3 separate regions of the Homo sapiens genome follow, and all the other regions are linked to region 1. Evidence: chromatin contacts called from ENCODE Hi-C or POLR2A ChIA-PET data. All regions are on one chromosome and are shown on one strand. The core of a region is the stretch at or near the end of the contact, and the rest is flanking DNA. Distances in the headings are between cores, read along the strand shown.

The links. Hi-C counts contacts between places; a loop is a spot of excess contacts on that map. ChIA-PET counts read pairs that join two places held with the same protein, here RNA polymerase II (POLR2A). Pooled maps may share reads with other maps.
Region 2: a loop to region 1 is called in a pooled map, with 8 times the contacts of the local background. The contact joins the promoter of MYH9-DT here to the promoter of NCF4 in region 1. A Hi-C loop is called at or near these places in 4 of 37 single-sample maps with no recorded cell type and 5 of 50 pooled maps.
Region 3: a pooled map shows a loop between it and region 1 (12-fold over the local background). The contact joins the enhancer-like site here to the promoter of NCF4 in region 1. A Hi-C loop is called at or near these places in 1 of 37 single-sample maps with no recorded cell type and 7 of 50 pooled maps. POLR2A ChIA-PET finds 5 or more read pairs at or near these places in 1 of 52 experiments (activated T-cell).

The regions. Positions count from the first base shown.
Region 1 is chr22:36,858,163-36,862,255 of GRCh38, forward strand. It overlaps NCF4 (neutrophil cytosolic factor 4), which reads left to right and starts at 2,844. Exons shown (of 10, transcript NM_000631.5): 1 at 2,844-3,041. The coding sequence starts at 3,010. The region is part of intron 1 of NCF4-AS1 (NCF4 antisense RNA 1); the gene reads right to left.
Region 2 is chr22:36,386,187-36,390,279 of GRCh38, forward strand. MYH9-DT (MYH9 divergent transcript) reads left to right here and starts at 2,408. Exons shown (of 3, transcript NR_183573.1): 1 at 2,408-2,549. MYH9 (myosin heavy chain 9) reads right to left here and starts at 1,781. Exons shown (of 41, transcript NM_002473.6): 1 at 1,621-1,781. RefSeq lists enhancers at 1-367, 125-174, 1,798-2,092 and silencers at 805-1,034, 1,315-1,394, 1,425-2,004.
Region 3 is chr22:37,120,310-37,124,402 of GRCh38, forward strand. No RefSeq gene overlaps it. Among named protein-coding and RNA genes, the nearest start is that of TMPRSS6, 13 kb to the left of the region's middle. Within about 2 kb of position 2,027, at least 6 of the 41 ENCODE cell types and tissues checked have a DNase peak (open chromatin) inside an H3K27ac peak, as active enhancers do.

The sequences.
Region 1 (4,093 bases), core at 1,594-4,093:
CGTGTGAAGAGCTTGGCTCCTCTTCCAGGTCATCCCTCTGCCTCATTCTCCCCCTGCAGCAGGAGCAGCAAGAGCCCGGTTCTGGAGTGGGAGTAGAAGGTACAGGCATTGCTGCAGCGGCAGGACAGGAGCCCATTGCTGACAGAGTGCCTGGCCTCAAATTACACTGTATCAGAGCTCGGGCATAAAATTGGCAGCAGCGTTCTGTGTATGAGGAGACAGAGAAATACCTGTATTCAGCAGAACCACGGGCAGGGACAGAAGAAAAGGAGAGAAAGAGGGGAGGAGGGGAAGAGCTGGCCCGTCGCGGGCTCTTCCCTGGACATCTTTGTCCCCCAGGTGCAGAGGTGGCTTCCCAGTGGCTGAGTCAGGGCCACAGGAGGTTTCTTGGGGGGTTGGGGGGGCCGGGGTTTGGAGGGCAAGCCATGAAAATACCTGGGAAGGTAAACTTGAGGGCTTAACCCACCTGAAACACACACATACAGATATACACACTGAAAACGATTAAAAAAGGAATAAGAAATGTCCATGTGTCTAGGCACTTTTATACAGTTTTCTATTAATTCCTACTACAACTCCATTAGGCAAGACTGTTTCACAGATTGGTGAAGAAGAAAGGTTCAAAAAGGACATGTTATCTTGCCTGAGTTCACCTATTATAAATGTACTTGTGTTTATACTCATTTGTCACCGACTGCAACCTAAACATCTAAACACATTCTCTCACAGCCACAATGCCACCACTATACACATTATATGGTCTTTTATAGACACAACACAAATGCACTTACACTTGCCTATGCGAGCTGTATGTGTTTATACACAAATATGTGTTTCCAACTATAGGCATATACTACACACACAGTTTACACAATCACCTACAAATTCTGTATCATGCTTGCTTGCTAAAATTGTTTTGCCACTTCCTGTCCTTCCTGACCAACTGTAGGCCAATGTCCTCCTCTTCCCTCAGTTATGGCTGTGTGCTTGCACCTGTTGGTACTTACAGACACCTGCACTAATAACCCTGCTCTGTGTTTCATTTCATCCTCTAGCCTGGGAGCCCCGAGACACCAGCAACTCATCAGACTTATTGTTTGTATTATTTCTAGTTCTTTGGGTGTGAATTCTTCATGATGTGGAGGCTCTGAGCTGTCTTTCACAGCTCACGATTTGTAGTTTTGGTCTGTGAGTTGACAGAGTAGGCCCTGCAGAGTCACTGACTCCAAGCTGTTTTTATATAATGCCTCAGCTTAGGATTTCTGCACCACGTGGGTAGCTTATATCGGGGCCTTACACCAGTGCAGAGGGCAGGCTTGAGGCTGATCTGGTACACACGTCCCTTGTTCCACCCATGGACTGTGAGAGGACCTCAGCTCCTGCCGTGACTCTAGGCTGATGGCTGAGAAACTCTGTTCCCATAATCAGTTCTGACACCCACTTTACACTGAGAACTCAGATTTGACTTTCTGCTAACAGCAGGACCTGTGGCCTGTACCTAGTCCCAGATTTGGCATTAAAATCTCAGCCCAACAATGCATATCCAATCTTGGTTTTCCCATGGGCTGTTGGCCACGTTCCTCTCCCCCTGGTATAGATTCCTGACCCCTCTCTTTGATCCTACCTAAAAATTATGCTTTCTTGTTTTTTTTAGCTGGGACTTGTATGTTTAAAGTAGTTTAAAACAACTTTCTGCTCTGCATGTATGAATACGAGTGTGTGAGCGTGTGTAGCTGGCAGGGAGTTACTGGGTGTGGCTGTGCCAATGACTCCTGTGGACCTCTTCTCAGAGAAGTCCCTTCAGAATCAAATACCCATACCTGTTAGGAGCTGCAGTCACTGACTGGCAGCGTTTCATTCATTCACTGAATATTGGTTGAGCACTTGCAATGTGCCAGGCACGCTGCTAGCCAAGGAGGCAGTCATTAAACATACAGATAAACAAACAAATGTGAGATGACAATAGTTATGAGTGCTCTGCAGTAGACGTGCAGGGACCTGTGAGAGAATGTAGTAGGGAGGGCCTTAATTTAGGGTGTGTGGTCAGGGAAGGCCTCGCTAAAGATGTAGCTTCTAAGCTGAGATGCAAAGGAGGCAGTGAAGAGCTTTTTCCAGCAGAGGGAACACCATGAGCATAGGCCTTGGGGCGGACGTCTTAGAACATTCTAGAAACGGAAAGGAGGCCAGTGAGAAAAAGGGAGCTCAGGAGCAGAGGCTGGGGAAGGCTGCAGGGCCTCAGGGGCATTGGAGGCAGGCAGGGCAAGGACTCTGGACTTTATCCTGAGCACAGGGTGATGGGGCAGGAGAGTTTAAGCAGGGAGGGTGAAACTCACTCTGATTGGCAGCCCTGTGAAAGAGGATTGGCTGGGCATGGAGATCTAAGGATGAGGAAAGGATATCCCAGAGTGCCAGGGCGCGCAAACCAAACTTCACACTCTAGGAAGACAGAGGCCAGAGGAACCAGGAGGGCTTCCTGGAGGAGGTGGCATTTACTCTGGGCCTAAGAGATCACAGGAAAATGGAGGCCAGCATTCTAGGCCTGGGGAAGAGTTTGGGCAAAGGCTTGGCAGTAAGAGAATAAAGGTGGGGCTTGATGGGCCAGAGGATAAGTGACTCCTCAAGGTCACAAGACACCCTGATGGCTGGGACCCCATCTCTGATGGAGCAAGGCTTCTGATACCCAACTGAGGCTTGGCGCCAAGGACTGACATCAAGGAAGTGGATTCCTGCAAACCTGGCACCCGAGGGTCCACTTCCTCAATTTCTGTGCAGCTGGGAGGTGAGGTAAGAGGAAGTGTGGGCCACAGGCTAGGCCCAGAGAGCCTGGAGGAGGAGCCTCTGCCAGACTGGAGAGAAGCAGGCCTGAGCCTCCCCAAAGGCAGCTCCTGGGGACTCCCAGGACCACAGGCTGAGACGAGACGCAGGGTGGCTGGAGGAAGTGAGAGGTGAACTCAGCCTGGGACTGGCTGGGCGAGACTCTCCACCTGCTCCCTGGGACCATCGCCCACCATGGCTGTGGCCCAGCAGCTGCGGGCCGAGAGGTGAGTGCCGGGGTGTGGCCGCCCCCGGGCCTTCTCACTGCTCCTCATAGGCCTTAGGGACAAAGGCCAGTCCTTCTGCAGTCCCTGATCAACATGAGAGGCTGGGGTTGAGTCAGAACCCAAATACTCAGAAATGCAACCTCTCAGAACTGCTTTAACGAAACTTTGAGCTGTGGCTCACCACCCTCAGACACAAATGAGAACACTGAGGCTCCAAGAGTGGGAGTGACTTGCCCACGGTCACACAACGAGTGACCGGCAGTGTCTGGAGAGGAATGCAGGTGTCCTGGGTCCCAGGCTGGGGCCCTTTGCTTCACATGGTGATCAGCAATGACTTTCCATCTTCTGCGCAAACAGAATTCACAGAATCTGGCTTGTTCTTCCGCTAATCAGGGCTTGCCTCAAATGTCACCTCCTCCAAGAAGCCTTCCTGACAGCCCCTACCTCATTGCTGTCTGACCCTTTGCCCTATTTCCCTTTTCTGCCTGGTTCTTATATTACAGGAATAATATTATATGCTCATTTATTATTTTTTCTTGAACGTTGGCTCCCCCATGAGAAGCAAGCTCCACGAGGCTGTGTCCGTTTTGATCGCTGCTGTATCACTAGGAGGTAGCTCATCCCTATTGAGCACCAGGACCAAGGGCTCAATAAATGTTGCTGAATGAATGAATAAATGAATGAATGAATGGGTGGATCTTTGAGACGGAAAAGGTCTTAGATTCTTCTAGTCCAACCTTGCCATTGTACAGATTGGAAATCTGAGGCCCAGGGAGGATAAGAGACTTACTCAGGGTCACAGAGAGTGACTGGCAAGGTTGGGGCTTGGAGCACGGCCTCACCAGCATCTAGCCTCGTCGCTTGGGAAGCATTTTCAGAATTTTTCCTCAGTAGCCAGGTCTGAGCTCTAAGCTGCGGGGGCCCTGAGGACGCAAAGCCTGGCCCCTGCACCCCCTGGATTGGAACAGCAGGTGACCTCTGTTACCTACGTGGAGGCCACTCAGGGGGTCACCAGAGACAGGCCAGGCTGGTGTGTGCCTACGCGGGGAACA
Region 2 (4,093 bases), core at 1,158-3,657, 470 kb before region 1:
TTAGACTCATCTACAGATTTGTCTCAGTTCTCCCCTAAGTGCCCATGGGCACGGGCCAGGTCTTACTCAACCTCCCACCCCCCCACCACCTGGCAGAGTCCCTGGCACAGAGAGGGCAGTTAAATATTTGCTCAATTACACATCTGTGTCCCCTTCCCCCACACATAGCAGCCTTGTATATAAACTGACTATTATTAATTGAGTGATTGTCTCAAAAGGCCTCCCTCCTTACCAAAAAGGGACTCCTAAGCCATCAGGTGAGCCAAACACTGGCCCAGACAGTGTAGTTAGAATGGCCACAGTGCTGCGCTGCACGGAGAAGGAGCTAAGGCTCTCTTCCCTTTCCACGGTTACTCATCAGTCACTTTGAAATCCTGTTAAACCCAGAAAAGGGCGCAGTGAACCGAGAAGTGGCTGGGCCTCTCAACTGCCCGGTGGAGACAGCCGCCTGCCTCTACGACCTGGGACTTCCCAAGGAGTCTTCTCTCCACACCGGCTGGGTGGGGCCGTGCGCTCACCCTGCCCCCCACCACAGGACAGCCGGCAAGCTAGTGCTGGGGGTGCTGAGTCTCAGTTTGAAACAGCGGGGCTTCCCTGGAGAATGAGGGTGCCGCAGTCCTGTCTCCTGTGCGTGGCCCCAGAACAGGATGGGGTGAGGACCCCAGCACAGGGAAGCGGGTGCGTGGAGTGGAGAATAGAAAACTCCGATTTGGCTCAAACAGGAAAGATGCAATCGCCCAGGCCTGCTCGTAACGGCAGAGCTAGCTGCCCCCGCACCCCGCCCAGACGGGATGGCCCCTGGGTGCGGTGGAATCAGGTGCACGCCTGGGCGGCCCCGACGGCTGCTGCATTCCGGGCCTCCCTCCCCCGAGGATCAGAAGTCGGAGGTCGAGGGCTGGAGCAGGGACTGGGGGTGGCCCTTCCTGTCTCGCGCCCGGGTCCCCGCCGGGTCCCCCTTGTCCGGGCAGCCGCCGCACCTCCCCCGGGCCCTCCCCGACCAGTCCGACGGCAGCGGGCGAATGAGGAAGTCGGCCGCGGAGGCGGAAACCGGGCCGGGTGCAAGGTCTGCAGCGGGACGGTCCGACTCTGACTCAGGAGGACGCCCTGACAGCTGCCAAACGGTGCCCGCTGCCCGTTACCTCCGTGCCTCAGACGCCAGAAACTTCCACGGGAGCGGCTGCCCCGGGCTCCCAACCCGTGAGGCTGCGTCCCAGGGGCCGCGGCTCCCGGAAGGGGTTAAAAAGTTTGCCCGAGTCGGGCCTGGGCGAGGCGAGGGCGGGGCGCGTGCCCCAGCGGCTGGGGGAGGTCGGCTCCAGTGCCCAGTCCTGAGACCGCGCCGGGGGACACGGGGGGCGCCGGGGAGCGCCGGGTCCCGAGGCCGCCCCTGCACCCCTAGGCCTCGCTGCTGCCGGCGCCCTCCCCGAGCGCCCGCGTGGGGGTCCCGGTCCCCCTGGGAAGGATGCGGTGCCGGGCCCTGAGCCGCCGGCGTTCGCCCCCGCCCGCGCGGGTGGCGGGCCGCACTGAGCCCAAGAACCACCAGTCGGCCTGGCGGCAGCGCGTCTCGCCCCCGCCCGCCCGCCGCCGCCTGCCCGGGGCGGGACCGCGGTGGGGCTCGCTCACCTGAACCTGGATCTGCCCCGGGAACAGGCGCTGCTTCTCCCGAGAGGACTTTCTCGAGCGCTCGGGCGGCGGCCGGGTGGGGCGAGCGCACGAGGCGGGAGCTGCAGCAGGTCAGCCTTGCTTAGCCTTCCGTGCCCTGCCCAGGAACCGCGGTGATCTGCGCGCCTCACCGCACCCAGCTCGGCTCCTCGCCGCCTTCCCGCCCCGCCCTCGGAGCCGCGGGACCATTCCCAGCCGGGAGCCGGCTCCGGGGCGGAGCCTGGGGCACAATCCCGCCCCCTTCCTGCTACACCCACTGCAGGCCGCGCCTGGCCTTGATGGGCAGACGTATTGGCCTGTGGAAAGGGGGTGGGCGGAGCCTCTGCGGCCAGATGGGTGGGGATTCAACATCCTCTTTCCGCCCCACCTCCACCCGCTCCACCTTCCCCCGCGCTTCCTAGGCGGGAGCCCCGCCCTCTAGGGCGGGTCCAACGGACAGCCAGGTTCTAGGACAAGGATTGACACAGGGGGAATCCAATCAGGAGGCGGCGACTCGGGGCGCGGAGAGCTCCGGGCCGGGGTTTTGGTGCCTTGCCTGGGCCGGGGCGAGGCCCTGCGGGAGCCGACTGGGAAGGTCTGGAACTCTGACACCCCGCCCCGCGAGCTGTGCTCTCAGTCTCATGTCATCCCACCACAAGGACAGATATTAAGTACCATATATGGGAAAAATGCTATTTTACATAATTATGATCCCTGTGGGGGCGGGCATGGACTCAGCCCTGGATTCCATTGTGAGCGTCTTGAGTTCGATTCCTGACCCTGCCTCTTTAGGATCCGCACGTTGCTGCCTTTCAGCCTCCAAACCTTCGCTCTGGCCGTTCTCTCCACCTGGAATACCCTTCCGAGCCTCTCTTCACCTCCATGTCATTAACTCGCATACATCCTTTCAGGTACTTGTTACAAATTGCACTTTTTTTTTGTTACTGTCCACTACAAGAGGATAAAAAATGTTTTCATTTTTAAATGAAAAATCTTTTGATCCATTTGGAATTTATTTTTGGGGTAAGGAAGAAACCTAAGATAATTTTTGTAATAGCCACTTGTCCAAACACTGTTTTCTCCACTGATTTTAGTTGGCACCTTCATCGCCTATAGAACTATTATACTTGAAGCTGTTTCTGACTTGTATACATTGATCTCTCTGTGTGCACCTGTGCCAATCCCACCATGCTTTAATGAAGATACCTTTATAATACATTCTATATCTATGAGGGCAAATTTCTCATCATTACTCTTTCTTACTGGAATGTGCTTGCTATCATGACTATTCTTCCAAATTAACTTCAGAAAAAAGCTATGTTCTAAAGGCAAAAGAAAGCTGGGAAAAAAAGATTTTGCAACTCTGTGACAAATTACTATCAGCAATATATAAAGATCTCTTCCCAGTTGATAAGAAAAACCTCGGCCGGGCGCGTGGCTCATGCCTGTAATCCCAACATTTTGGGAGGCCGAGGCGGGCGGATCACCTGAGGTTGGGAGTTCAAGGGCAGCCTGACCAACGTGGAGAAACCCCGTCTCTACTAAAAATACAAAATAATTAGCCGGGCATGGTGGCCCATGCTTGTAATCCCAGTTACTCAGGAGGCTGAGGCAGGAGAATCGCTTGAACCCGGGAGGCGGAGGTTGCAGTGAGCAGAGATCGTACCACTGCACTCTAGCCTGGGCAACAAGAGCATAACTCCGCCTCAAAAAAAAAAAAAACAAAGAAAAAGAAAAAGAAAAACCTCAAAGACTCCAAAATAAAAATGGCCAAAAACAGGAACAGGTGATTTTAAAGAAGAATTATAAATGGCCAATAATTATTTTTAAAAAGCCATAAGAAATGCAAACAAAACAACATAAAATGCCATTTTCACCTAATTAAAAAAAAAATGCTCAATATTGGTCAGGTTTATAGATACAGATGAGAAAGTAAATTGATCAATTCTATCTGAGAATTCATCTTAAAAGACATTAGAAAAGTACACAGATATGAACTTTAAAGTTCTTTGCAGCCGGGCGCGGTGGCTCACGCCTGTAATCCCAGCACTTTGGGAGGCCGAGGCGGGCGGATCACGAGGTCAGGAGATCGAGACCATCCCGGCTAAAACGGTGAAACCCCGTCTCTACTAAAACTACAAAAAATAGCCGGGCGTAGTGGCGGGCGCCTGTAGTCCCAGCTACTTGGGAGGCTGAGGCAGGAGAATGGCGTGAACCCGAGAGGCGGAGCTTACAGTGAGCCGAGATCCCGCCACTGCACTCCAGCCTGGGCGACAGAGCGAGACTCCGTCTCAAAAAAAAAAAAAAAAAAAAAAAAAAAAAAGTTCTTTGCAACATTGTTTATAGTCACTAAATGTTAGAAATAAATGTACAATATATTACAAGATTGAATACATTGTGATATAGTCATATGTCGAAAAGTACAAAAAAAGTCATTAAAATTTTTATGTAGATT
Region 3 (4,093 bases), core at 777-3,276, 260 kb after region 1:
AATAGATTAGAATGAATGAGCAGTAGTTACTGGGCACAGGGTGGGCTATCTTTTTTTTTTTTCTTTTTTTTTTTTTGAGACAGAGTCTCACTCTGTTGTCCAGGCTGGAGTGCAGTGGCGCGATCTCAGCTCACTGCAGCCTCCGCCTCCTGGGTTCAAGTGATTCTCCTGTCTCAGCTTCCTGAGTAGATGGGGCTACAGGCGCAGGCCACCATGCCCAGCTAATTTTTTTGTATTTTTAGTAGAGATGGGGTTTCACCATGTTGGTCAGGCCGGTCTCAAACTCCTGACCTCAGGTGATCCACCCACCTTGGCCTCCCAAAGTGCTGGGATTACAGGAGTGAGCTACCGCACCCGGCCTTTGAAATTTCACTTCTTCACCCCATTTTAGATGAAGAGACTGAGGCTCAAAGGGGCCAAGTGGTACAGAATTGGGAGGGACAAAATGTCCTCGGCCCTGAGCTAGGCGGGTGGCAGCCAGCACGGCTGGATTTGAGAGGTAGGAAGAAGACCTCATAGGTTTCCTTCAGCATTTGTCACACCTCCTAGAATCTTGTCATCATAGATTTGGGCCTTATCTCAAACCATCATCCCCCAAGACCTACCCAGGTGCTTGAGGGAGATGAGCTGTCAGGATTAGGAGGTTGGAAAGGGCAGGGAGGTGGCAGGAGACACCAAGCCTGCAGGTGTCCAGCTCATCCCCTGCCCCAAACAGCCATCACCAACACAGCAACAGAGTATCCAAAAGGCCAGCCAGCAAGTCAGCAGCTTCCACATCTCTGGCCCCTGGCTGCCCTGGTCACAGCCCTGTCTCTGTCTGTCTCTCCCACGGCTAGCTCTTCTCTCCTAAGTACTTTACATTAACTTACTTCTTTTTTTGTAACAGGGCCTCACTCTGTTGCCCAGGCTGGAGTGCAGTGGCACGATCAATGCTCACTGCAGCCTCAATCTCCTATGCTCAAGGGATCTTCCCACCTCGGCCTCCCTAGTAGCTAGGACTACACGTATGTACCACCATGCCCGGCTAATTTTCTGTATATATTTTTTGTAGACACAGGGTCTCACCATGTTAGCCAGGCTGGTCTTGGACTCCTGGGCTCAAGGGATCCTCCCACCTGGACCTCCCTAAGTGCTGGATTACAGGTGCAAGCCACAGCACCCTGCCACATTCAATTATTTCTTTCATCCTCACAACAGTCCTGGTATTGTCCCCTTTTACAGATGAGAAAACTGAGGCACGGAGAAGCTTAGGTATTTGTCCAAAGTCACAGCTGATAGGCAGCAGGGCCAGTACTTAACCCAGGCTGCGGGGCTCCAGAGTGAGGGGGCCAGTACTTAACCCGGCTGCGGGGCTCCAGAGTGAGGGGGCCAGTACTTAACCCGGCTGCGGGGCTCCAGAGTTAAGGCTATAACCACTATGCCACACTGCCCCAAGGTGTCCACAAAGGCTGAAAGTGTAGAATGAAGGGGGCTTTGCTCGCTGCTGGATCCCCAACACCGTGACTTGCAGGTACTAGGCCCTCCTAAATGTCTGTTGAATGAATAAATGAATGAATGAACAATTCCTTCCTCTTCTAAGAACCATCCTCAAGCAGCTATCCAAAACTACCTGAACTCTGGCTCAGCCTCTCTTGCTAAAGCCCCGCACGGCATTCCACAATTCCTCCCCAGGTTAGAAGACTCCACCAGAGTGTTCACTGGCACCATTTCCTGATCAAGGCTTGTGCTCACAGGACCGGGTTGATTTTCTTCCACACCGAAGGAGGGCTGTGATCAGCTGGTCTACTTGTATGTGTCCTCCAGAGTCACTCCCTCCCAGACAAGGTTGGAGACTCTTTGTGGACAGAGCAGTAGCCGGCCTCCTCTCTGTGGCCAGTGCCCAGCATGAGGCCAGGTAAATAGAGGAATGGGAGATGAGACATTGTCTGCCAGCTCTGCTCCTCCCTCCGTCTGCATCCTGGCTTCCTGGAATCGTAGACTGGGCACTCCCCCCTCCACTACCCGACCTGCGTCTCTCACCACTCAGCGCTTCCTGCCTCACTTTCTGCCAGGCTCTGTGATGGGAGCCTCGAGTGTGTCATAGCCCTGGTGGTGGAAAATGTCTCTAAGCAAGTCAGCCTAGGGGATGTCCCAGGCCTGTCACAGGTGCTGGTGGTGAGCTCAAATTTAATCAACACTCCCTCCCCCACTACCAAACGCACTGTGTGGCCCGGGACACGGCACCGCCATCCCCTCAGGGCCTCTGGGCCTCTACTGAGGAACAAGACTTAGAACCTCTGTCATTCCTATCTTGGTAGGTCACTGTGTGTTTGTGTGGGATACCAGGGGTGCACACCCTTTAGAAGCTGTAAGAAGCTGTGCCATGTGGGTGCTAAATATTGCCTGGGTTCAACTTGCTCCACTACATTCTAGCTGTGTGATCATGGGTAAGTCACTTGGCCACTCTGAGCCATAGGCTCAGCTATAAAATGGGCTAAGAATAGTACCTCCCTCATGGCATTTGCTTAAGGATCCAGTGAGTTAAGGATGCTTCCAGAGAGTGGAAGGATCAATGTGCTTATAACAGAGTCTGACGCATCTAAGTGCTCAATACATGCAGTTCTCGAAGACTTTGAAGGACCGAGAACATTCCACAGTGGCTCTCACAGATCCTTGACCCCAAAGCTGTCCCTCCCCCACTGCCTGTTGATAAAGCCCAAATTGTCAAATAGTGGCTGCTAATCTGCAAGAACAATTCCTCTCTCTTCCAAGCACCATCCTCAATCAACTATAACCAAAACTAGCTGAGTTCCAGTTGAGCCCCCTTGCTAAAGCTCCACCCAACATTCCACCCTCCTTCCCCAATTAGAAGGTCCTTTCAGAGTCTTCTTGTGCCTGGCTTTTCTGACTAAAGTCTTGAGCTAACGGGGCTCTACCTGATGTTCTTCCAAAGCTATTAGTATCACCCTTAGATCCCCAGAATCTAGCCCAGGCTCTGACCCACGGCACAACAGTTGGTTATAACAGAGGTAGCTCAGGAGGGGGACAGTAGGAGGAAGTAATCTACTCTACTTGGGGGCAAATCAGAGGGCCTGCCAGAAGCAGAGATGCTTGAGTGGGGTTCTGAGGGATGCATAGGAACCTGAGGGTAGATAGCTTGGGTGGCAGGGCAGGGCTACTTCAAACCCAGGGATCAGCAGGTGCCAAGCAAATGAGTCAGTTGCAATCCCTACTCTCATCCCCACCCCCCAACCCCAGCGTGAACTCTTGATGTAAAATACATGTAGCCCAGGCCTTAAGCCATATTCCATGTGGCACCTGGAACCACAGAATGTCAGGGCTAGGAGAGCACTTAGAAATCATCCAATCTGCCTGCCCAATTCACAGATGGGGCAACTGAGGCATAAGAGCAGATGGGACCTCCCCAAAGTCCCCCAAGCCATGGACGATCACATTAAGGACCTCAGCCATTATCCTGAAAATGACAGTGGGTCACTGGAGGTTTAGCAAGGATGTGGTGTGGCCAGATACGACCTTTAGCCAGATCAGCCTGGCAGGGCTCAGAGGTGGAAGGATCAGAGGGGCAGGCGGCTGTGGGGACAGGCAGACCGAGGAGGAGGCTGAGCAGGCATACGAGTGAGAGGTGATGGCGTCAGGTCTGTGGCACGGAGGTCACCAGGGTGGGGGTGGGAGAAGCCAGTGAAATGCTGGCCCAGAGGGACACTGGACCAGCTTGGAGGGTGGAGGCAGTAGGAGGGGCTCAGCAGTTACGGAGGAGGAGGAGGTAAGACCACCTCGGCCTGACCAACCAGCATCGCCCTCAGCCTTCTCTCCTGGCCACCGTTCAGCCCCATCTACCTGCCAAACTATCAAAGGGCTTTGCTTTTTCTCCCACAATCACACTAATGGATCATGGCATCTTATTTTCCCCCCGAAGTTGACTGCCAGGAAGCTTAGAATGAAATTTTACCAGGTATTTTCCCATTAGTATAATTATCTCCTATGTAGCCTTCTGTATGCTAAGGGCCAAAAGCTCCGGAGTCAGATGTACCTGAGTTTGAATCCTGATGCTACCAACCATCAGCTGCGTTGCTCCACCTCCCTGGGCCTGTTT